6 separate regions of the Homo sapiens genome follow, and all the other regions are linked to region 3. Evidence: chromatin contacts called from ENCODE Hi-C or POLR2A ChIA-PET data. All regions are on one chromosome and are shown on one strand. The core of a region is the stretch at or near the end of the contact, and the rest is flanking DNA. Distances in the headings are between cores, read along the strand shown. Region 1 holds the start of HIPK3 (homeodomain interacting protein kinase 3). Region 2 holds the start of PRMT3 (protein arginine methyltransferase 3). Region 3 holds the start of METTL15 (methyltransferase 15, mitochondrial 12S rRNA N4-cytidine). Region 4 holds the start of FANCF (FA complementation group F). Region 5 holds the start of LINC02718 (long intergenic non-protein coding RNA 2718). Region 6 holds the start of CSTF3 (cleavage stimulation factor subunit 3).

Evidence for each region. A loop is a pair of places that touch in the nucleus more often than their neighbours do. ChIA-PET counts read pairs that join two places held with the same protein, here RNA polymerase II (POLR2A). Pooled maps may share reads with other maps.
Region 1: a map of CD8-positive, alpha-beta T cell shows a loop between it and region 3 (21-fold over the local background). The contact joins the promoter of HIPK3 here to the promoter of METTL15 in region 3. A Hi-C loop is called at or near these places in 3 of 168 maps with a recorded cell type or tissue (B cell, CD8-positive, alpha-beta T cell and naive thymus-derived CD4-positive, alpha-beta T cell) and 11 of 50 pooled maps.
Region 2: a map of B cell shows a loop between it and region 3 (18-fold over the local background). The contact joins the promoter of PRMT3 here to the promoter of METTL15 in region 3. A Hi-C loop is called at or near these places in 5 of 168 maps with a recorded cell type or tissue (B cell, CD4-positive, alpha-beta memory T cell, CD8-positive, alpha-beta T cell and 2 more), 1 of 37 single-sample maps with no recorded cell type and 10 of 50 pooled maps. POLR2A ChIA-PET finds 5 or more read pairs at or near these places in 2 of 52 experiments (T-cell and activated T-cell).
Region 4: a loop to region 3 is called in a map of B cell, with 9 times the contacts of the local background. The contact joins the promoter of FANCF here to the promoter of METTL15 in region 3. A Hi-C loop is called at or near these places in 6 of 168 maps with a recorded cell type or tissue (B cell, CD4-positive, alpha-beta T cell, CD4-positive, alpha-beta memory T cell and 3 more), 2 of 37 single-sample maps with no recorded cell type and 10 of 50 pooled maps.
Region 5: a map of B cell shows a loop between it and region 3 (36-fold over the local background). The contact joins the promoter of LINC02718 here to the promoter of METTL15 in region 3. A Hi-C loop is called at or near these places in 5 of 168 maps with a recorded cell type or tissue (B cell, CD4-positive, alpha-beta T cell, CD4-positive, alpha-beta memory T cell and 1 more), 2 of 37 single-sample maps with no recorded cell type and 10 of 50 pooled maps. POLR2A ChIA-PET finds 5 or more read pairs at or near these places in 1 of 52 experiments (WTC11).
Region 6: a map of CD8-positive, alpha-beta T cell shows a loop between it and region 3 (14-fold over the local background). The contact joins the promoter of CSTF3 here to the promoter of METTL15 in region 3. A Hi-C loop is called at or near these places in 2 of 168 maps with a recorded cell type or tissue (CD8-positive, alpha-beta T cell and naive thymus-derived CD4-positive, alpha-beta T cell) and 6 of 50 pooled maps.

The regions. Positions count from the first base shown.
Region 1 is chr11:33,255,653-33,259,360 of GRCh38, forward strand. It overlaps HIPK3 (homeodomain interacting protein kinase 3), which reads left to right and starts at 1,729. Exons shown (of 17, transcript NM_005734.5): 1 at 1,729-2,237. RefSeq lists silencers at 1,484-1,813, 2,074-2,413, 2,484-2,683 and enhancers at 3,024-3,073, 3,114-3,203.
Region 2 is chr11:20,386,067-20,389,743 of GRCh38, forward strand. It overlaps PRMT3 (protein arginine methyltransferase 3), which reads left to right and starts at 1,650. Exons shown (of 16, transcript NM_005788.4): 1 at 1,650-1,708; 2 at 1,953-2,088. The coding sequence starts at 1,681. RefSeq lists enhancers at 1,358-1,527, 1,401-2,008, 2,009-2,615, 2,471-2,520 and a silencer at 1,361-1,920.
Region 3 is chr11:28,106,932-28,110,549 of GRCh38, forward strand. It overlaps METTL15 (methyltransferase 15, mitochondrial 12S rRNA N4-cytidine), which reads left to right and starts at 1,457. Exons shown (of 7, transcript NM_001113528.2): 1 at 1,457-1,521; 2 at 3,235-3,470. It overlaps KIF18A (kinesin family member 18A), which reads right to left and starts at 1,225. Exons shown (of 17, transcript NM_031217.4): 1 at 1,133-1,225. RefSeq lists enhancers at 438-962, 503-762, 963-1,486, 1,673-1,752, 2,998-3,498 and 1 more.
Region 4 is chr11:22,624,244-22,627,982 of GRCh38, forward strand. FANCF (FA complementation group F) reads right to left here and starts at 1,580. Exons shown (of 1, transcript NM_022725.4): 1 at 1-1,580. The coding sequence starts at 1,567. The coding sequence ends at 443. It also overlaps a transcript of GAS2 not described here. RefSeq lists enhancers at 470-629, 640-689, 1,070-1,279, 1,144-2,043, 1,370-1,559.
Region 5 is chr11:22,827,265-22,831,018 of GRCh38, forward strand. LINC02718 (long intergenic non-protein coding RNA 2718) reads left to right here and starts at 2,150. Exons shown (of 11, transcript NR_187210.1): 1 at 2,150-2,347. It overlaps SVIP (small VCP interacting protein), which reads right to left and starts at 2,537. Exons shown (of 4, transcript NM_148893.3): 1 at 2,431-2,537; 2 at 560-610; 3 at 1-56. The coding sequence starts at 2,484. RefSeq lists an enhancer at 2,132-2,441 and a silencer at 2,592-2,661.
Region 6 is chr11:33,159,415-33,163,376 of GRCh38, forward strand. It overlaps CSTF3 (cleavage stimulation factor subunit 3), which reads right to left and starts at 2,066. Exons shown (of 21, transcript NM_001326.3): 1 at 1,885-2,066. The coding sequence starts at 1,911. CSTF3-DT (CSTF3 divergent transcript) reads left to right here and starts at 2,243. Exons shown (of 4, transcript NR_034027.1): 1 at 2,243-2,367. RefSeq lists enhancers at 428-1,295, 2,031-2,450.

The DNA.
Region 1 (3,708 bases), core at 479-2,978, 5.1 Mb after region 3:
GTTGAGTAAATGATTTTATCCTCTTTGATTCTTTTGACTATTGTTCTTAAGAAAAATAAAAAGTAACGAAATACTAAGTGAAAAGGAATGGTTCATAGGCTATCTCTCTGAAAGGCAGCCATTGTTTTGTTCTTCTATATTGGAAGCCTTTTCAGCTGGTTATCCTCTCTAACCTGAAAACAACTGTCATTCGAAAGTGTTATTTCCAGTGGCCTCAGGGCATACTATCCTTTCTCTTTTATTTTATTTTTTGAGACAGAGTCTCTCCCTGTCGCCCAGGTTGGAGTGCAGTGGCTCAAGCGATTCAAGCGATTCTCTTACCTCAGCTCTCGAGTAGCTGGGATTACAGGCGCCCGCCACCACGCCCAGCTAATTTTTGCATTTTTAGTAGAGACCAGGTTTCACTATGTTGGCCAGGCTGGTCTTGAACTCCTGACCACAGGTGATCCACCCGCCTCAGCCTCCCAAAGTGCTGGGATTACATGTGCGAGCCACCGCGCCCGGCCTCCTTTGTCTCTTAAAGGCATTATCCAAAATACTCATCTTCCGGTTTGAAGAGCAGCAGGGATTAAATGTGTATTATGTATGCAGCAATTTGCCACTCCCTTTGCCCTGCCCCAGTTACTGCAATAGAAAATTTCTGGGAATAAATACATCTCTGGTAAATTCAATCTTGCTAGTGAAGATTATGAAGGAAACAAAGAAAGGACACTTCCATTCCAGAAAGGTGTTTGTTTCCCAAAAGGTTAGACATTGATTCAGAACAAAGGGAACCTGAGGAAACGGGTATAAAAGAAAATCAACTCTGAATGTGAGGTATTAGAAAGCCATTTGTTTCCTAGGGAAAAGGAGGAAAGATGGGGTGGGAGACATGGGCTTTACTGTATAACCTTGGTCATGTCACCTAAACTTCTTGGAACTCCTGAGTGTAAGAGTTGGGACCAAGGATCGCAAAGCTTCTTTCATTCCTAAAATTCTATGGTTCCACGATTATGTAAGCTGAAACAGGCCATTCTGTTGATTTCCTAATCTCCAGGAGGAAAGAAACTAGTCTTTGGGAGTTAAACCGACTAATTTAACGGAGAATTACCAATGTGGAGGTGGGCGAACTTCACAATTATGGGGTTTTGGACAGTAGAGATGCTCTTAAAATTTCCAAGAGGACCCTTCCCCCGTCCTTGAACCTGGCTTTACAATTCTCTTCACTCTTTGGGATAGGGGAGCGGGTAGAACCTAGTTTAGATTGAGGTCGTTCATTTGAGCATTTCCCCTTTACTTATTTTGGGACCTTTAACGACCAAATGCCGAGAAACAGATCCTTAATTACGGTTCCGGGATCTCGAAAGGCCTGTAAAATCCTGCTTCCGCATCTTCATCCTTTCTTCGGGTATTGGGATCTTTTTTAAAAATGTGTATTTCTGGCGGAGGGGGCATGGAGTGAGGTTCAGAACAGCAGAGCCGGGCTGACGGATGCTTCTTTCGCGGGAGGCTTGGCTTGCGGGACTCCGGGTTGGGGCCGCACGGGCTGGCAGGCGGGCTCCGGGCAACAAGGGCGCGGCTGCGGACTGGCGGGCGGACCCCGGGGAGGGGCTTCACGGAGGCGCCGCGGCCGGAGCGGAGCGGAGCCGCCCGGGCTGGGCGCGCAGCGCTGCCGGGCGGGCGGTGGCGCTGCGGAGGCGGTGGCCGAGGCCGACGAGCGCGGAGGAGGGGCCCGAGGCTGGGGCGGCTGGTGGCAGCTGCCTCAGTGACGACTGCCGGCATCGCGGCGACCTGAGGAGATCAAGCCGCAGGCCCCGCCGTCGCCACCACTCCCGCCAGTCTTCCTTCTCCGCTCCCGGCCGGGGCGTCAGGAATGGGCCCCAATCGCCGTGGGCCCCGCACCCTGCGTCGCCCGTAGGCCCCAGTAGCCGGAGGCCGACCGGCCTCCCACTACCCCTCGCCCTAGCCAAGCCGTCCCCACCCCAAATCCCCGGGAAGGAAGATGAGGGAGACGGGCCCGGCGCTTAGCAGCCAGAGCAGCAGCAGCAGCAGCAGCGGTCGGGGGAGGGTGTTTCGCCGTTTCCTCTCAGCCGCCAGGACAAGATGGCAGCGGCCGCGGAGAGGGGCTGAGCCCGGGCTGGGTGGTGCCGCCTGCTGAAGCGCCTGGCTCCCGGTCCCCGGCACGGCCCTGCGCCCCACCCCGGACATGCTCAGGGCTGCGGCCGCCCGAAGAGGAGAGAGCGCGGGCCTCTAGGAAGGTAAGGGAGTCGAGCGAGGGGCGCCGCCACCCCGGGGTGGGGGGATCGGCTCCGTCTGCGGGCTCCGCGGCCAGCGGACCCCAAGCCTGACCCGGGCCTGGCCCGACACCTCCGGCGCAGCCCGCACTCATTGCGCGTCCCGTGCCCCATCCGCATCCCCAGCGCTCTCGTGCTCCCAGTTTCCGCCCTAGCCCCTGCAGTGTGGCCCGGTATGAGCCGCTCCCTCGAAGCCGGCGCCACGCCAGGCCCTGGGCCGCCGGACGCGGGGGCCGTAGCCTCCGGGAAGCCGCGCCTGGCCGGGGCCCGGGGGCCTCGGCCCCCCCTCCCCCTGCCAAGGTTGCGCAACGGCTCTTCCCAGCAACCGAAGTTTTGTTTAGTCCCACGGGGAGCCTCTCTTCCCCCTCCGCAGTCCTAGGCCGTAACTACGGAGATCCCTTTCCTTTCATTAAGGGGAACAAACAAACGCGCAGGCACGCAGCTTGAGCACCCCAGCCGATGGCCGCGTCCCGGGCTTTGTGGCCCCGTCCCCAGCGTCGCGGAGCAGCGGGTTTGCAGGGTGTCAACTCTGGGGACGTGCGTGCGTGTGTGTGATTGTTGGGGAGGAGAAATGTGATCCGCGGCTCCGCGTCCCCAGCGGCGGCGGGAGGAAGGCGTGGCGGCCGCGCGGCGGGGCTGTTGCCGGCTTCTCTCGTTACGGTGGCTGCCGCCCGCTTCCCTTCGCCGCACTGGGAGAACTGGCGGAAAGACTTTGGATGAAAATGTCTGTTTCTCTGTCGGGAGGGAGACGGCTGTTGTAAAATGGTATGTGGCTCTCGGGGAATCCTGTTGTTCCCGTCTCATCTCTGCTTGAGGAATTGCGCTGAAGAGTGTGTGCGTAAATTACCTTGGACTTGTTACAGAGTAGTCGTAACACGTTCAGGCCTTGAACCGTGTTTTCACAACCTCTTACTGCCCTGTTAGGGAATTTGTTTTTCCACCTGTCAGTTGGCTGCTTCTAATTATAATAAGGGGCTTCTATTAGCAACAGCAAAAAATTTCAGTTTATCGTCCAGTTTAGAGGGAAAGCGCATGGTTGGCTCTATTGTAAACTTTGTTTTGATGTCTGTCTGGTACAGGGCCGGAAAAGTTAGCTGGCAAACCAGTCTGCGTGTGCTTTTGCGTACTTTCTAGTAGTTTGGAGATCTGCTGACACTTTTTCCCTTTTTGCTATTTTAGGTATTTGCTTTTAGCTGTAGCTTCTGAAGTGGGAGTACTTATATTCATTCAAACCATCTCAGTTAATTTCAAAGTTTTAGTTGCTGGGCTCTTTAAAATTTTTAAAGAGGTTTCCTTTCTGATCAAATTTTTGATGAAAAGTCTTGAGCCGTAACGGTGGTTACTGCTTACCCAACTAAGACATTTTAATCCTATATTATTTAATTTTTCAGAAGCTGGTGAAGTCTCACCATATGTTTGATAAGTCTAGATTCTG
Region 2 (3,677 bases), core at 400-2,899, 7.7 Mb before region 3:
ATTATGCAGGGCCTGATAGGCCAATTAGATAAACTCTGCTAGAGCCTGGGGCACTCCCTCCTAAGCAAGAATTCTGGGCCGGGCGGTGGCTCGCGGGCAGGTGGATCACCTGAGGTCGGGAGTTCCAGACCAGCCTGACCAACATGGAGAAACCCTGTCTCTACTAAAAATCCAAAATCAGCCGGACGTGGTGGCGCATGCCTGTAATCCCAACTACTCGGGAGGCTGAGGCAAGAGAATCGCTTGAACCCGGAAGGTGGAGGTTGCGGTGAGCCTGAGATCGTGCCATTGCACTCCAGCCTGGGCAACAAGAGCGAAACTCCGTCTCAAAAATCAAACAAAAAAAAGTTCTATGGTTTGAAGAGATATAAGGAAAGGAAGAAAGGGACGTGGCATGAGGCAGGCAGGGGAACATTTGTGTTCTTCCCCACACAGCAGCCAGATTGTTACTTTCTCAACACATCTGAGAGCATCACTCCCTGGCTTAAATAGTTATGTCTGAGCACTTTACATGTATTAACTCGTTTTATCCTTACTGTAGTTCTGAAGTTAGTCCAGGTTTTTTGTTTTTTGTTTTTTTTTTTTTAAGATGGAGTCTTGCTCTGTTGCCCAGGCTGGAGTACGGTGGCACAATCTCGGCTCACCACAAGCTCCGCCTCCCGGGCTCAAGCAATTCTCCTGCCTCAGCCTCCCAAGTAGCTGGGATTGCAGGCGCGTGCCACCACACCTGGTTAATTTTTGTATTTTTAGTAGGGACAGGGTTTCACCATGTTGGCCAGGCTGGTCTCCAACTCCTGACCTCAGGTGATCCGCCCGCCTCAGCCTCCCAAAGTGCTGGTACTATAGACGTGAGCCACCGTGCCCTGCCCAAGTGCAGTTATTATCCTTGTTTTGTATTTGATGAAACTGAGGCAGAGAGAGGTCGAGTAACTTGCCCAAGATCACAGTTACAAAGTGACGTGGGTAGGATTCAAACCCAGCAGGCTGCCTCTAGAGTTCACGTTCTCACTTAACCAAAGATTAAAATCCGTCTTGGGGGGTTTGACACCTATCTGTCCCTGCAGTAGACCCACCCTGGCCCATGCAGTTCGTTCCCTCTCGCCAGCTGCACCCCCTCCAGGACCTGGGAGCCCAGAAACCAGCCGAGCCTCCAGCGTTTGGCCTCCTCCGCCACCAGAGGGCGTCATGGGCCGATCGCCCCTCCGCTAACCGCTCATCCCAGGAAAAAGGGGCGCACAGAGGACAGGATGCCAACCCCAAAACCGCAGCGACGTCTCTCTGCCTTGGGGCTCACAGCAGCGGGCCGCGACCTCCCACTAACGCCTGCCGCAACCCAAGGAGGAGACAAAAGTCATCTTCCGGGCTGCAACATTAACCGTCATCAGCGCGCCTCTTCAGCGCGCACTGCGCCAACCCTGCGGCAGGAGGAGGCGGAGCCCCCGCTCTCGCCCCGCCCCCACCTCACGTGACCCGCACGGCGCCTCGAGGCCGGAAGCGATTGCGAGCCAGCGCGCGCGCTTCGGCGTTCCCGGCGGTCTGCGAAGTTTCCGGAGCCCGGGTCCCGCCGCGGGTTCGCGCTTGTGCTCGCGCTCGTTCCTGGAGTCGGCGGCCGCTGCGCGCGCTCGTTGCCCAACCCGGTCCCCGCCCCCAGACACGCCGGGCTCTCGGGGCACCACAGCCATGTGCTCGTTAGCGTCAGGCGCTACCGGTGGGTACCCTGGCCCCTCAGCACCCGGCTCGTCCAGCCCCAGGCCGCGCCGCTGTGGGGCCGGTGGAAGACCCTCCGGGACACGGGCCCGGGCAGGGTGGGGGGCTCGCAGGGATCATGAAGGAGGTGCTGAGTGAGGGCCGCGGGCGAACGGGGCGGAGGAGAGCCCATCGTCACCTGCTCCTCGAGCCCCCGGGCCGCACCGGTGTCCGAGGCCGATCTGATTGTTGTGTGTGTGTGTTAGGCGGCCGGGGCGCTGTGGAGAATGAGGAGGACCTGCCAGAACTGTCGGACAGCGGGGACGAGGCCGCCTGGGAGGATGAGGACGATGCAGATCTCCCCCACGGCAAGCAGCAGACCCCCTGCCTGTTCTGTAACAGGTTCGTCCGCCTCAGCGCCTGGCCTCTGCCCTAGGGTGCCCGGGCGCGTGGGGTCTGTGTGCCCAGGAACGCCTTCGGGCGGGAGGCAAGCCAGAGTGGCCTGTCTTTGAATTCTGGAACCACTGGTCTGGGGTGAGGGCTTGTGGAGAAGGAGGACCCTCGGTAGTAGAGAGGGGGAACCGTGAACTGGAAGGCCGGTTGTACTGCAAGCTTTTGACTGGTAGTGCATTGAATCTGTGGTTCCCAAATCTTGTCACTTGAGACGCTGAAAACAAAATGATACTGAACTCTGCACCTGAATCCTTCCAAGTCAGGGATGGGGTCTAAGAATATTCTGTTTTTATGAGGACAAGATCGGAAGTAACAGTGAAGTTACTAACGAGTTACTACTAACGAGTAACATATTTGGCAGCCACCCTGAACTAGATAATCCCTACGGAGCCTTCCGGCTTTACCATGCTAATTCTTTGACCAGTACAGAGCTTCTCAGGTGAAACATTTCTTTTTTATTTGAGCGGTTTCCATAGTCTAAGAAGGAAGTTCACCTTACTTAAGTAGGACTTTTCACTTAAGGAAAAAGACTGTAGTATCAATAATTTGCTCAAGGTCACAAAGCTGTGGTGTGCTTATTTCCAAACTCACATTCTTGCCACTTAAAATTCTGCCTGTTAGTCTTGGGAAGCTTTGGCTCCTGTCCTAGGCAAGTAGGCATGAAAGAGGCCCGGTTGGCATTGGCCGGTGTTACTTTAATACATTTTCCAGTGTTCCCTGTATCTGGGCATGGTGCTGAGTGGTGGTGCGTTAGTGTTCTCATCTGTAGCCCCATTGGGTAGATAGAATGCCTGTATATATTCTAGTTGTCATAAAATATTTATTGAGCACCAGTGGTACCGTGGCTGTGATAGCCTCCATAAATAGTCGACATAACCTATCTCGGTAAACATTTGTGGAAAACTAATGCTCCACATGTGTTAGGAATATAGATAAGGTATACAGCTTCTCTGCTGTGTATTCCTGTCTTTAAGTAGCCTTCAGATTTGCATGTCACATAATAAAGAGGATTGATCCTCACAGTGTCTGTGATGCAAGTACGTTGGGAATACTACAAGATCACTTTTGAAATAAGGCACTTGGGGAGTATGCCAGCTGTAAAATTACATTTTATGCTTTATTTCTAAAAGCAGTTTGAGCTGTGCCAGTTCAAAGCCTCTGAAAGCAGAGTTGACACTTAGAGGAGAAAAGAATCTCAAGTAGAGAAATTGTATGACTTGAGAGAAACAGACTCTATCAAAGGGAACTCTCTTAAAAGCCTTTTGATAAAATCAGTGATATTATTTGACAAATAAATTCACTTTGACATTTAAAGGATAATTGGTTTTAGGTATAAAATGGGACTCAGAAGTACTAATTCCCTTTAAAAGTGCTGGATTCCCTTCCTTTCAGATACAAGTGTGTTTGTTTTTTCTTAATTGGAAGTAAAACTAGAAACCAGCAGAGTTAAAAAAAAAAAAAAAGTGTATATGTAACATGAAATCAGTATTTAGACTTCTTAGGGGACTATTCCATGAAGCTATTGCTTGATTTTTCAG
Region 3 (3,618 bases), core at 207-2,706:
CTGCACTCCAGCTTGGACCACAGAGCGAGACTCTGTCTCAAATAAATGAATAAATAATAGAAAAGGAGATTAATTACTACTATTAAAGGCAGATAATCTTTTAAGTTTTTTTCTTTGTGATTGTGCTTTGTAGATAATCTTTGTTTATTGAAATAGTTCTTACAAACTATGAACTTAATAAGAAGCACTATCTAGTCATTGGATATCACATTCTCTAGCATCAAAGTTTATAAAAACCTTACAAAAACGAAACAGGAGGCTAGACGTGGTGGAATGACACTAAAAATTAAAATCTGTAGAGTGCCTAAATTTCTACCTAATTATCCATAATCTAAACTATATATTATACCACAAAATCAGTTCATTCTGGTCAAATACTCTCTTCTCATATAATAAACAGCAGTCAGTCTTGGCTTCTCTGTAACTGAGTGACTAATGAGCTCCTAAAAAAAAAAAAAAGTCCTGCGGAAACCAAGAACAGACTATAGGACTGATTCTAAATGTTTACAGTTTAATTTCATCTGCAGAGCATTTGCCAAACAGTATCTCTTCCGTACCTCATCTGATCCTCGGCAATCCCGTTAGGCAGTCAGAGCGGCTTTTATCTCGATGCTACCTACAACTGGGGCTCAGGAGGGGTTCCCGATTGACCAGTGCAAGACTAACAGTTAAAGCTCTTCAGACAAAAATTTTATGCAGTGATGAACAAAAGCTCCTCGTTTGATAGGTAAGCCCCTGGGTACGCTTATATGTGAGTCTGAAACAAAACACTCCCAATTTGGAGTCCGGAAAAAAGCTGACACTACAAGGTGCTGGGCAGTTAAAGTTCTCTGCCAGTCTGGGAAAGGGGCCAAGATGCCCTTTAAAACTTAAGACTTCCTCTCAGGACTTAAGGAGATCCCTGCCCTTCCAGCTGAGCAGTCGAGGATTACGGTCAAGCAGAGCTGTGCTCTTAGCAGGTTCTCGAATCCCTTTTTCCTTTCACTTTCTCCCCAGGTACCCTGATCCCCCACCCCTCAACGCTTCTGTGTTTGTCAAGAAGCCCACCTGGTCTTCTAGACCTGAAGCGGCAGGACCCTCCGTTCCCAATAATACAAGTCACCAAAAGGAGCGTCCCAGAGTCCAGTTTTACCTTCATGTGCCTCTCACTCACTTCAGGCCCAGGCCAGGTTACCGCAACCACTTCACTTTAATGTCCGCCTCCCAGCGCTTCAGACTCAACCACAATATTCAAACCCAAGCCACTTTCCTCAGCGCTTCGTTTCATTGGCTGCCGCTCGCGTGATGTCATCACGTCGGACGCTGTCACGGCTCGCGGCAGCTTGGCGCCAAGAAGCTCAGCCTGGCTGCGCAGGGGAAGCTCTTTGCTTGCTCGTCACCGTGGCAACGCGCGCGGCCGTTTCCGGAGGCGGTGGCCAAAGTGGGCGGGGCTAGGCCGGAGCTGCTGGTGGGAGGCAGCCACTTGAGATCACCAGGCCTCCTGTAGACCGGCGGGTGCAGGGCCCGGTCCCAGAGTTAAGGGTGTGAGTGAGACTGCTGCGGGCAGGGGTTGGCCTATGCCCTCTGCTAGGGGGAGAGGTGGAGTTTGGGTGTGGATTAATGGGTTCTGGGTGTTTATTTTCTTTTCTCTGAGTAGTGAGGCCTCCAAGAAGTTGTAGGGACCTGTTTCTTCCAGACACATTAATATGGGCCAAAATGTGGGGTCTCTTCACCTGAATTAATTGGAGATCTTTTGGGTTGAGGCCTCAGGCTTCATTTCTCAGGACTTCCAGGCCTACTCCCATTAGTACTGACCGTGAAACTATTTTCTGTTTGGTTACTTTTTACATTCTCTGTCTAATGATGGCATAACAAAATAAATTTAAAGATTTTGGCTTGGTTTATTATTAGGTGAAGTGATTTTTTTTAAGTCCCAGGTTATAGATATTATTTCAGCATAGACACTTTAAAAAGAGAGAAAATACCTGGAACAAATCGGAAATACGTTTGCTAAAATAACTTTATTTGGCAGGGTGTTTTTAATAACAGTATCTGAATTTCATTGTTCTATATATTACTGTTATTGTATCCATTTAGCAATTATTTAGATTTTAGACACAATAGTATGCAATGGAATCAAACTCTTCCCTCTTGGAGCTTATATTTTGTGGATTCAATATCACTTTATAAATAGGATGACTCATACCCATGCAGAGTATTATAAATGCAACAATATATGGAAACCTCTGTATTATGGACATTTATTTCCTGTTGAGGAAAATCGGGAGTATTGTGTACTGTATGTGATGCATGTTATATTATTGTTTCTGATCACTAGACAGAGGATCAATAAAGCTACTACTTATTTTTGGCTGTATTACGTGTATCTTAGCTAATGAAATGGTTATTTGTGTGCTGCTGGTCTTGGTAATAAAATCGAGATGTCTTTATTTCCAGTAAGAACTCATTGTATAGTACTTTACGTTTTGACTTCCCAGGTATTTTATTAGTCCCTTTACATATGGTCTCTCAGTTAATTCTCAAAACAGCCCATGAGACGTAGGTAATATTATTTTCATTTTTCTGAGAGAAAACTGAAGTTTTCAGAAAATTCCTAACACAAAATTTTGTCTTGAACTATACAGGCAAGGCAATTCAGAATTGAGTCATTTGTCTCTGAAATACTTTCTGGATTAAGTGACATTAAGAGAATATCTTAATCCAGTCTGAAAATATGCATATTTTGCCAGTTGCTTGTAAAATTGCATGGATCATTGGTGAAGAATAGAAGTGTTTTAAAGTTTGTCTTTTTTGACACCCACATTGTATAAGGTTTATCAGTGCCACAGATGTTTTCACACCTAATCCAAGTACTTTAGATTTCAAATTCAGTGTTACACTTGCCATTTAACAGTGTTCAGATGATGAGGTCCATATTTTAAAGGAATTGTACATTTGGTTAAAGCAGAGAGATTTTGACATTACAATCAATCCCACTACTGTGCCACCTTGCTCCTTGTAGTTTCTAAACATAGAGCTAATGAGACAGAAATTCCCACTTTTAGTTAAAAATTGGAGTATAACTGCTGTGTTATCAGAATACAAGTTTAATATACTTTCATTGTAAACCAAAGAGCAGAGATAAGGATAAATGAAAAGTTAGATTTAAAGTTGTTTCAGACCAAAAAATAAAAATGGAAAAAGTAAAAGTGAATTTAAACATGGCAATAGTGAGGTCTTATTTATTTCCCCCAGGAAAGTCGTTTGGAAACCCCAGGCCAACAGGACCCTTTGGCAGCTGAGGCTGGAAACAGCGGAACCAAAGGCAGACGGTCCTCAGTTGCTTGGGCGGACGTGGACCCAATCTGTCCGTCCTTACAAGTTTCCCCCAGGGGCAGGACCTAGACGCGCGGCGCATTCAGGTTCTCCTGGACCGTAGTGGTAGTCGCTGGCCCGAGTTAGAGGCCAGCTGAGAAGTCTTCGTGCTTCAGGTGAGGAGAAGGGGACCGAGTCCCGGGAACTCGTTTTGGAAACCACCAAACCTTTGGGGGTACTCCACAGGGGTCGCTGGATTCGTCCGGAGCAAAAGAAAAATACGCCCCTGACCCTCTCCCTCTCTTCAACACGCCTTCAACCTGG
Region 4 (3,739 bases), core at 330-2,829, 5.5 Mb before region 3:
GGCCAACAGCTTTTCAAACCAATATTCCTGACACTGCCAGGAATAAAGAAAACTCTTCACTACTGAGGGAGGGACAGAAAACCTAGAAAAATAAACCATACTAAAAGAAAAAGGGTATTTTGTTTGTCACTTTAAAGCTGCTTTTTCTTTAAACGGTACACATATTTTCAACATTCTTACAAATGGGCCTTCTATTAAAAAGCAAACTATTGCTAATTCCATGGCTTTAAGTGGAGTACTTCCAATCACTTCCTCTATCCAGAAAATCCGTGACACTACATGCCAGCTACTTTGCATATTTATAACTGTTTAATAAACTATTCAAAATTAGCATCTAAAATAATTATACTTTGGACACACGAAGGCATATATTTGGTGAGAACATTGTAATTTTCATTTTGTAAACTATATATTCTATATTCAAGTAATAACACAGCATTGCCTATACAGAACTGAGGCCTGCGCTGAGACCCAAAACTTGTCTTTTCCTAAATGCACCACTACGAAGAGCTAATAAGAGGTCTGTCCAGATGCTAAGACCAGGTACTTCAAAATCTCCATCCTGCGCTTTACAGGTCTCCAGGGCAGTTAGAACTTTATCTTTCAGAGGTGGAGGGGCCTGACAGAGGCTTTGAAACCTATTGTGCAACTCCTCCCAGGGCACATCTTGGGACTCAGTTCCAACCCAAATGCCTTTCTGAAGGTCATAGTGCAAACGTTGACCCCAGTCTGTTAGCAGACCCAGATAGACAGGAGACAGCGCTGGGTGGCGGCTAGTCACTAAAGTCAAAAGCCCGGCTGGGAGGGCGCGACAAAAGGCAGCAAAGACTTCCGAATTCCCCAGAAGCCAGTGGACTAGCACTTGGCTCCCCTCTCCAGGTGATTTGTGGATGCCGGGTTCCAACTCTTCTTGGGGCCGACGAGACAAAGGCGGCTGCAACAGCGCCACCGCTATCACCTTCAGGAAGTTGTTCTGAGGCAAGCGCTCCCACAGGCTGCTGAGAAACCTGGCGGGACGCTCCGCTTCGGCCTTCCCCACCTCCTGCAGACGCTCCAGCAGCAGCTCCGCCTGGGTCTTCATCAGAGAGTCCTCCTGGAGATTTGGGTTCTCTCTATAGCCATTGAAGCGCAGCATGTGCACCGCAGACCGCCGGCGGGCAAGGCGGGCCAGGCTCTCTTGGAGTGTCTCCTCATCGGCGTCCCGGACGCCCGGGCCGGGAAAGAGTTGCTGCACCAGGTGGTAACGAGCTGCATCCCCGAGGGCCCGGTTCTCCAGCAGGCGCAGAGAGAGCAGGACGTCACAGTGACCGAGGGCCTGGAAGTTCGCTAATCCCGGAACTGGACCCCGCCCAAAGCCGCCCTCTTGCCTCCACTGGTTGTGCAGCCGCCGCTCCAGAGCCGTGCGAATGGGGCCATGCCGACCAAAGCGCCGATGGATGTGGCGCAGGTAGCGCGCCCACTGCAAGGCCCGGCGCACGGTGGCGGGGTCCCAGGTGCTGACGTAGGTAGTGCTTGAGACCGCCAGAAGCTCGGAAAAGCGATCCAGGTGCTGCAGAAGGGATTCCATGAGGTGCGCGAAGGCCCTACTTCCGCTTTCACCTTGGAGACGGCGACTCTCTGCGTACTGATTGGAACATCCGCGAAATGATACGCCTCTCTGCAATGCTATTGGTCGAAATGCATGTCAATCTCCCAGCGTCTTTATCCGTGTTCCTTGACTCTGGGCAACTTAAAAGCCCTAATACTTTTACTTTCGCCACACAAAGAGGTTCTTCTTAGTGGAGGGAGAGCAGATGTAGGGCATCCTACCGAGAATTTCCGGAACCACGTGCGAGATGATGCCAGTCATGAACGTCTCCGCGCTTCCTTTCGCTTTGGAAATATCCTTAAGTAGAAATTTTCTGAGCTTTGCCTAAAACTAGAATCTGTGTTGAGGTTTTTCAAAATTAAGTAACGCCAGAGACATACTGTGACGTGAGGAAACGCTCTTAAATGAAATTTTAAGATCTATTTGAGAAACATGTACTAAAAATGTACTGACCTCCTATTAATGCCAGGCGCTATGCTGAATTCTGGGCCTTCACATTGTCCTTCCATTATTAGAACTGAAGCCCAGATTATTTGAAACAAAAAATAAACTTCAATAATTTATTAAAATTTGCAAAGGAACAAAATTTTACTTCACAATTGTACATTTCGTTTTCGTAATTTTTAGGACAAAATAGCTTAATTGACTCTTCTGTCATACAAATAATCAGCTGAAGGAAATGGCATTTAAGAGCATCGAACAATAATAAATGTTTGATTAAATAAAAACCGTGACAAGAGAGTAGGGAGGAGAAGGTCCTATGTCGCTCACTGATGCACTTAACAAACATTTGTCAACTCCTAGGAGTTGCATTCTGTACAAAATGCACAACAATTCTTACTTAAGTTCATAATATAGTAATTCATTTGAGCTGAATTTCCTTCCAGTCCTAAAGACACAGCCAAAACTATTCGAAAAGTGGGGGAAGGTGTTTTGTTTTGTACTTTAACAAAAAGGGGAAGAGAAACAAATTTAAAAGAGGGGAAGAGTCATTTTTCATTTATTAAAATAAGCATTCCTACACCTTTTAGAAAGTAAAGCAGTGATGTGCATGCTGTTAATTCAGATTTATGCATTTATTTATTTATTTTGAAACGGAGTCTCATTCTGTCGCCCAGGCGCGGCCAATTTTTGTATTTTTAGTAGAGATGGGATTTCACCTTATTGGTCAGGCTGGTCTCGAACTTCTGACCTCAAGTGATCCTCCCGCCTCGGCCTCCCAAAGTGCTGGGATTAGAGGCGTGTGCCACCGCGCCCGGCTATTATTTGATTTTTATTAGTTATCTCAAACTCTTACTTGGTCCTGAAATCGTTATTTTATTTTATCCTAAGGATACTATGAATCTTAAAATTCTTTTTCTTGGCTACTACAAACTTAGAACCAAGTGTGCAGCCTGCCTTTAGCAAATGTACAGGCATCACTAATTCATTTATTTATTCTTATATTTAACACCTATTATGATACATAGTATGAGGTGCTACAGATTTAGTAGTAAAATAAATGCAGTCCTAGCATGAGTGGAGAAGTTCATCTTGTACCATTTAAGAGAGACATTAAATGAATAACCTCAAATGTGATAGTAGGATGAAATTGAGTGGGGTCACCAAGTCTTAGGGGATAGGAAGGTCTCTTTAATTACTGACTTTTCAGGCCGGAGGCAGTGGCTTATGCCTGTAATCCCAGCACTTTGTGGGGCTGAGGCCAGGCGGGTGGATTACCTGGGGTCAGGAGTTCCAGACCAGCCTGGCCAATATGGCAAAACTCTGTCTCTACTAAACAAACAAACAAAAAAATTAGCTGGGCATGGCGGTGCACACCTGTGATCCTAGCTAATCGGGAGGTTAAGGCAGGAGAATAGCTTGAACCCGGGAGGTGAAGGTTACAGTGAGCTGAGATCGGGCCACTGCACTCCTGCCTGGGTGACACAGCAAGACTCCATCTCAAAAAAAAAAAAAAAGGAAAATGGAAAAAAAAAGGAAAAGAAACCAACTTTTCAGTTGAAAGTTCAAAGCTGAGTGTTCAGAGGAGCCTTCAAGGCTACAGGAATCCTTAATTTTTTTTGCAGGTATCTGAGTTGAAAGAACCAGGCCTATTTAAGGAGGTGGAAAAAATCCAAAAAAGCTTTGATTCAGAATGGGGATGACAGTGTA
Region 5 (3,754 bases), core at 900-3,399, 5.3 Mb before region 3:
TTTTTCTTTCTCTTTTCTTGCACAGATTGAACATCTAAAATTCCCCGAGATGCAGCCTTGAAGAAATTTGATAAGAAAAACAGAAAGACAACAAAAATCTGTCCAGTGTGCAAAACATTTTTTTGTCTATCTTTGCTTTCTAGGTTTTTCTTTGGGGGTAGGGAGTTGGTTTATTTTTGGTAACATAGAAGGAGTGTTTCTACAACAGCCTTACATAAAACATCATTTCTTCACTGGGTATTTTGTAACTATACAAATTTTCCCCTAAACTTGCTTCACATCTGTAAGTATTTTACAATGCACAGCCATTTTAAAAGGAAGGATGTTACTAAAAGAGTATCTGAATTTAGAGAAGATATGATAGTTTTCATATATTAATATAAATATATTAATGCAATTCATATAAATAAGGAAATCATTTTGAAAATAATTACATTTAAATGTAAATTTTTGGGATATCAAAGGCCATTTGCGTTAGAAAATCTAGCTATGGACATCTATGAAGAATAAAGTCCAAACTCAATTATCTAAGTAGGCAAAACTTGATCTTTAATCTTACCTCTTTTTGTCTTCTCTCTGCAGCCTCTGCAAGCTTTGCTCTTTTCTCTTCCTAAATAAATGTGTAAAAATATGTATTAAAATAACAAACATTATTATTAATAAATTATTCACATTTATTTCATAGGCACTATAACAATTTACAAAAATATTCGGTACTGGCCCTAAATGTCCCACAAAGAATGCCACTACTCAACTTTTTGAATTTCATTCTCCTAATCAATATGCCTTCAAATCAGCACATGCTAAAACAGATACAAGGTTTACCTATATAATCATTTATTTACTCTCTTTTTTAATAAAAAGGCCTACAAGCTAGTCAGGGCAATAACAAAACAAATAATGTTTACAAATACAAAAAGGAAAATACATGGTTTGTTACTGCCGGTTAAAATGGAGTCTGAAGTAACCTGGTGTTTTTAGGAAAGGTTAATAAATGAAGTGGGCTAATCTCAGTGTGTAGGAGGGAAGGACTGGAGTAATTTCATGAGAGGTATTGTTCCATATCAGAAAACAGTGAATGCTATTTTTCTAGACCATGTACTACTTATTATAAAGCCCTTTTTCTAGGTGCTGGGATACAACAGTGTAAAAACATAGATAAATGTCTCCTCCCAAATGAAACAAATTCCAATTGCGGGCGCACAGACAAATATAATGAAGTAAGTAAACGTCTGTCAGATGGCATGGCAGATAAGTAATGGGAGAATGGGTGGGTGGTATTGTGGGGAATATATTTTGTTTAACGTGGTCAGCAAAAGCTTCACTGGTAAAGTGACATCCAAGCAGTGAGCCGTGTGGTTATCAAGGGAAGAGGGTATAGTATGAGGATGGGGGGGAGGGCTTAACAAATCTGACATGTTATATTTTATCGACAGCCAGAACAACAAAATCAACTTAATTTAAAACAACAGCAGCAACAAAGAGAAGCTGAACTTTCCCACATCAAATTTATAAGTACTAAATTTTTAGTATCTATAGTAGCTGAAGAGTTAATGTACTTCCCAAAAATACTTCATTTTCTTCAACTAATTTTTAGCTAGAGAAGAGAAACAGGTTTATGTTAACTCCCTGTAAGGAGTACTAATGTAAAGATACTGTTAACAGAAAGCTACAAAAAGTGTACATGTATTGTACCACACACCCACTAGCTACATTTGAATTTCAGATAAGCAATGAGTAATGTTTTTGTAGAACTAGATCCCTAATATTGCATGGCACAAAACGATATTATAAACGTATTCCTTGTATATCTGAAATTCGAATGTAACTGGGTGTCCAGTATTTTTATTAAATACGACATTATAAATTGGACACTCTGTACTACATATTCTTTTAAAGGGAGAACGTAAAAGAATGAGATAAATACTAAAAAGAAATCATTAAAAAAACATATCCGATAAAGCTCAGGCGTATAAGCGACTTTCCGAGCACCTTCTTTTAAAAGATGGTAGACACAGTTGAAAACGCACATCTCCTAGACGACTAAAGAGCTCCCGGAGAAAGCAATGTCTTTTCGCGCCGAATTCCATCTACCACATCCCCCGGAATGTCCCACGCGTAACGCCCTCTGCGTGCGCCGGCGCCCTATGAAGATCCGGCGCAGCTAAAGTCAGTGGAAGGTAGAAAGACGCCACAGCCGCCTTTCGACAACTTTTTGTTACAAAAGTGGAGATCTACACGGAGGCGACGGCCTAGGTCGCTCTGACAGGACCCAACGACCCTCCTGACGCGTCCACCCGTCCTCGCTAGCAGGGTCCCCCAGCGGGCTCTCGACCTGCGCCACCAGGTACAATGGCTCGGCCCGCCCCGCAACCCGAGGACAGGTGCTCAAGGCGCGGCCCGGCGGACGCAGGGACCTGCTCTACTCACCAGGTCCGGCGTGGGAGGCGCGGACTCCCCGGGACAAGGAAAACACAGCCCCATAGGGACGACAGCTTGAGAACCCTGACCGGGTCCGGCCCAGGCCAGGCGGCGCTAACTGCGCGGTCCGGAGCCGGTCCCTGGTCCTCCGCGCTTGCCCCGCCCCCACCGCCCTCCACTGGCTCGGCTCCGCCCCAGCGGCAACGCCCCGCCCCCACCCCGCAGCTCTGCCCCGCCTCGCCTCTCTGCGGCAACGCCCCCCTCTTCTCGCGACACCAACCAGTCCCACAGCTCAGCTGCGCCCCCTTAAGGCATTGCCCCTTCCTCACCCACAGCTCCGCCTACCCCCGCCCCGCGACCGCTGGGCTTGTGGCCAAAGCCTAGGTTCCAGGAAACACCTGCTGTGGGTAGCAATGCAGGGAAGGGATGGAAAAGCTTCGCTACGGTTCCAAAGCTCTTCCTGCTAACCTTGCCTTACCATTTATAAATGAATGAGTGGTACAGCTCTGGGTAGTTCATGCTACCTTTTTTTATGAGATGGGACTCTGGTGTCCTAGAAATTAAAGCCAAAATTCCAAGTAAACATCAGCACCCTTTTCTCCCTTCTTAGTGACAGTGCTATTCCAGAACAGAGGGCAGAATATAAAATCCATTATTATGACGATGAATCTAGCGTCATAAATGTGGCATTAGTTGACATTTCCACTAGTTTCTGGTATTTAGAAGTCATTTATCCTTCCGAGAGAAATAATAAAGTTTCATCTACTGAGAAATGTTTTAATGATTCTCCTCAAATTTTAATAAGTATGAGAATCAGCTGGGCAACTAGTTAAAATTTACTTGCTGATTTAGTAAGTATAAGGTGGGACCTGAGATTCATTTCCAGTAAACCCACAGGTGATACTAAAGTTACTGATCTCGTCTCCACACAAATGCTTTTATTTTATTTTATTTTATTTTTGCATTCTATTAGTTATTTCTGCTTATGTAAAAATTTTCAAACATTACAAAAAGGTAGGATGTATAGTGACAGCGTCTCAGAAACCATTGTCGGCTTTTTGATATACTTGCTGGTTAATTTTTTATAGATGTATAATTTACATATAATATTATGCACTTATTTTGATTGTAGAGTTCACTGAGTTTTAACAAACATGTGATCACCACATTCAAGATATGTAAGTTTTCCATCACCCAAAAACCTTCTATTGTACCCAATCCCATTCAATACTTTATCCTATACCTAGATCCAGGAAACTATTAATTTGTTTAATATCACTTTAGTCTTTAAGTTTTGCATAAATGTTAATATCACTATAGTCTTTAAGTTTTA
Region 6 (3,962 bases), core at 816-3,315, 5.1 Mb after region 3:
GCAAAATCCCCGTCTCTACTTAAAATACAAAAATTAGCGGGGCATGGTGGTGGGCGCCTGTAATCCCAGCTACTGGGGTGGCTGAGGCAGGAGAATCGCTTGAACCGGGAGGCGGAGGCTGCAGTAAGGCGAAATCGCGCCACTGCACTCCAGTCTGGGCGACAGAGCAAGGCTCCATCTCAAAAAAAAAAAAAAAAAAAAAAAAAAAATTAGCTGGGCATGGTGGCGCGCGCCTGTACTCCCAGCTACGGAGGAGGCTGAGGTGGCAGGATCACAGAGCGCAGGGAGGTCGAAGCTATGGTGAGCTGTGATGGCGTCACAGCACTCTAGTGTGAGTGACAAAGACTCTGTTCTCAATCTATCAGCATGGGGAGATAAAGCAAATATGGCAAGGCTTTCAGCTGTTGATTCCAGGCGAAGAGTTGTCCTACAGGTGTTCACTGCACTTTTCTTTCAACTTTTCTCTATGTTCTAAACTTTGCACAATAAAACCTTTGGGAGAAATTATTTTTCTATAAATTTTCACCACCATCTGTCCCACTGAAACACCACAGTTCTAAAACATTCAAGAGGTCATGGTAACATTTCCGTGTCTTTGTAATTTTAGATAAATTCTAAGAATTAACAATGAATTTCGAAAACTTTCAATGAAACCTCAGTTCATTAGTCCTTCACTTTCAGATAACAAATACTAGATCAGAAAAGGGGTAAACAGTTTTGATACAGTAATTTTAAGACTTTGCATGCTTGGGCATGCTAACACTATGTAAAATGTAAATAGTGCGAAGATTTCTGGACTGAAACCAGTCCTCGGGCAAACACAAAACAATTTAATCAAACTGCCGACATAATGAAATCTACAGTCTTACAGACTATGCAATAGAACGCTCCTATTTTGCCTCATCTCTGCCAACCTCCAATAACATCTTCCACGTTATAAGCTAGGGAACCTGAAAAACGAAAACCTAAGTGCATGTCGTTGCTATGGCAATGGGAAATTTCAGGAAATTGAGACTGCAGGCTACCTAGCCTCCATTTTAGAAACTGTATTTATCTAAACACACCAGGACTTAGATCGAAAAACACATTTAATGGCATTTTTCATAACTATTTAGCTTCCTCTTTCACACTAAAAGGTAAATACTATCCTACAAAATTCTGAATACAAAGAGCAAAAGAAACAAATCACACTGATCTAACCTAAAAGTGTGAATTTTAAAATATTTAGTTGTCACTCATATTTACTATTAAAACAGATGCTTTTATTTACAGTGGCCAAAACAGACTTCTCATTTTCAACTTATACCTGCAATGTTTATGTAGCTGGAAAAATGAAAACGAAATGTGGCTAAAAGAAAAGAAAACGAAAGAAAGCCACAAAATTCCCAAAACCTCAGCATAACTTGCTTCTTTCTTCACTCGCTCTCATTAAGTCTTAATTCTCCAGATTAGCTTTGTCTCAAATATTTCTCAAACTAGTAACCTATTTCTGGGTACAGTATATTTGGCGGGGTAAAAGAAACACTGTCAAGTTTTTCTAAAACGTCGGGTGCACGTTAAAATAATTCCTATCCACTCTAATACCAAAACGATATCAAAGGAAAGCATCCCATCTGGAGTAGTCCCATGAATCTAAATAGGACGAAGCAGCCTACCGCTATTGTCTAAATCAAGTATTTACTCGTATTCATGCCTAAGAGAGAGAAGTAAAAAAAAAAAAATTAAATCTTAGATCTTGCTCCCCATTCCCACCACTCTTCTATATACCCTGTCCCCCGGGTTCACTAGACCCAATTCCTTCCTCAGCCGAACATGTCTGGAGCAGTCGGAGGAACAGACGTGGAGAAGAGGTCGCCACGAGGCCCCACCACTCTCCTTCCTCACCTGCTCCGTGGCTCCGTCTCCTGACATGGCCTCAGCTGATTACAACGTGCGCACTGACCGTCGATGGGAAGCTAGAAAAGAAAAATTAAACTAAAAACCACCCCCAAATCAGTAAAGTTACCCCCTGCCCAGCTGAGCCAGACCGCCAACACCAATCGCCACCGCCCACTCAAATATGAATTAAAATGGCTGCGCCCCTGCCGGCCGAGGAGGAGGTGTGTGGCTTCCGCATTAACTTCCGGGGCAGTGGGCGGGGCTAATTTCGCGACTCTGGTTATTCCGAGCGTGCAGAAAGCAGCGAGATCCCGGGGCGGGCCCAATTCCTGGGCTGACGTCACTACCCTGGCTTGGAGAGGCTGTTGCTGAGCCGGCTCCAACCGGCTGGAAGGCGGGAAGCTGTTTCGCCTGGAGGCTCGCGCGCTTTTTGGAATTCAGTTATCAAGCTTTAGAGCCTGGCTACTCACAGTTGAAGCCTGATTGCAGGTCAGCAATGCTAAACGTTAAATGCCTCTTATATTTAGGGGATAAGGACTCCGTGGAGGTTTTCTCTGGTCCCAGCTCCTGCTTTTTACTTTTCTTGGGGGTGGGAGGGATAGATCAAGCCCCCATTAATTTTTACTGCCACCGTCGACTCTTGTGTAGAAAGCTTTGAAGTCTGAGACCTGGGTTTTCAGCTCAACATCTCAGCTTGGTTCCTTGACTGCAAAGTAGGTATAATTGTTTGTAGCCCAGACTGCTTGGATTTTAACGAAGATAAGTAACTCTGGTAATTAAACTTCGTACCTCAGCTTTCTGGCCTATAGATGGGAATAATAATAGTACCTGCAAGTGAAATAAATTATACATAGAAAAGTGTTAGAACAGTACCTGGCATTAAGATTAAATGAGATTGACTGGGCGCGGTGGCCCACGCCTGTAATCCCAGCAGTTTGGGAGGCCAAAACGGATGGATCATTTAAAGTCAGGAGTTCTAGGCCAGGTGCGGTGGCTCACGCCTGTAATCGCAGCACTTTGGGAGGCTGAGGCGGGCGGATCACAAGGTCAGGAGATGAGACCATCCTGGCTAATACGGTAAAACCCCGTCTCTACTAAAAATACACACACACACAAAAAAAAATTAGCCGGGCGTGGTGGCGGGCGCCTGTAGTCCCAGCTACTCCGGATGCTGAGGCAGGAGACTGGCGTGAACCTGGGAGGCGGAGCTTGCAGTGAGCCGAGATCGCGCCACTGCACTCCAGCCTGGGCGGCAGAGCGAGACTCCGTCTCAGAAAATAAATAAATAAAGTCAGGAATTCAGGACCAACCTGGCCAACTTGGTGAAATCTCGTCTCTACCAAAAATACAAAAAAAGTAGCCGGGCGTGGTGGTTTGCGCCTGTAGTCCCAGTTACTCGGGAAGCTTAAGCAGGAGAATCGCTTGAACCCGCGAGGCGGAGGTTGCAGTGAGCCGAGATTCCAGCCTGGACTACAGAGCGAGACTCCGTCTCAAAAAAAATAAAAAATAAAAAATTAAATGATACTAAATCTTCTCAAACTGCTCTTCCATTTAAGCGTCATCGTTAGATGTCTGCAAGCATTTCTCGCCTACGGGGGTCCAATGCCCTAAAATAACCTAGTGAACTGTTCCCAGACTCGCCTTATTCTTTTAGGTCTCCTTTCCTCTGCTCAAACTTACACTTACTCCCTTTCCACAGGCTGAAATCTTACCCTTAAAATAATCAGACACATGAGCAAAAGATATGTATTAACAGATGTTCATTGCACCATCCAGCAATGGAGGACTGGTTAAAAATATCACAAGATTTATCTCTGCAATGGAATATCACACAGCAAACTGATGCTAATGTACGATGACTGACAGAAAGGCAACCACCGTATTAAATGAAGAAAAGCAGAATATGAAAGTGTTTTACGTATATATACTTACCACTTTAGCATCCTAATCTGAAAATCCAAAATCTGAAATACTCCAATGAGCATTTCCTTTGAGAGTCATGTCAGTGCTTAAAAAGTTAGATTTTGGAGCGTTTTGAGTTTTGGAACATTTAGGTTTTTTTTTTTTTTTCTCTTGAGGCAGAG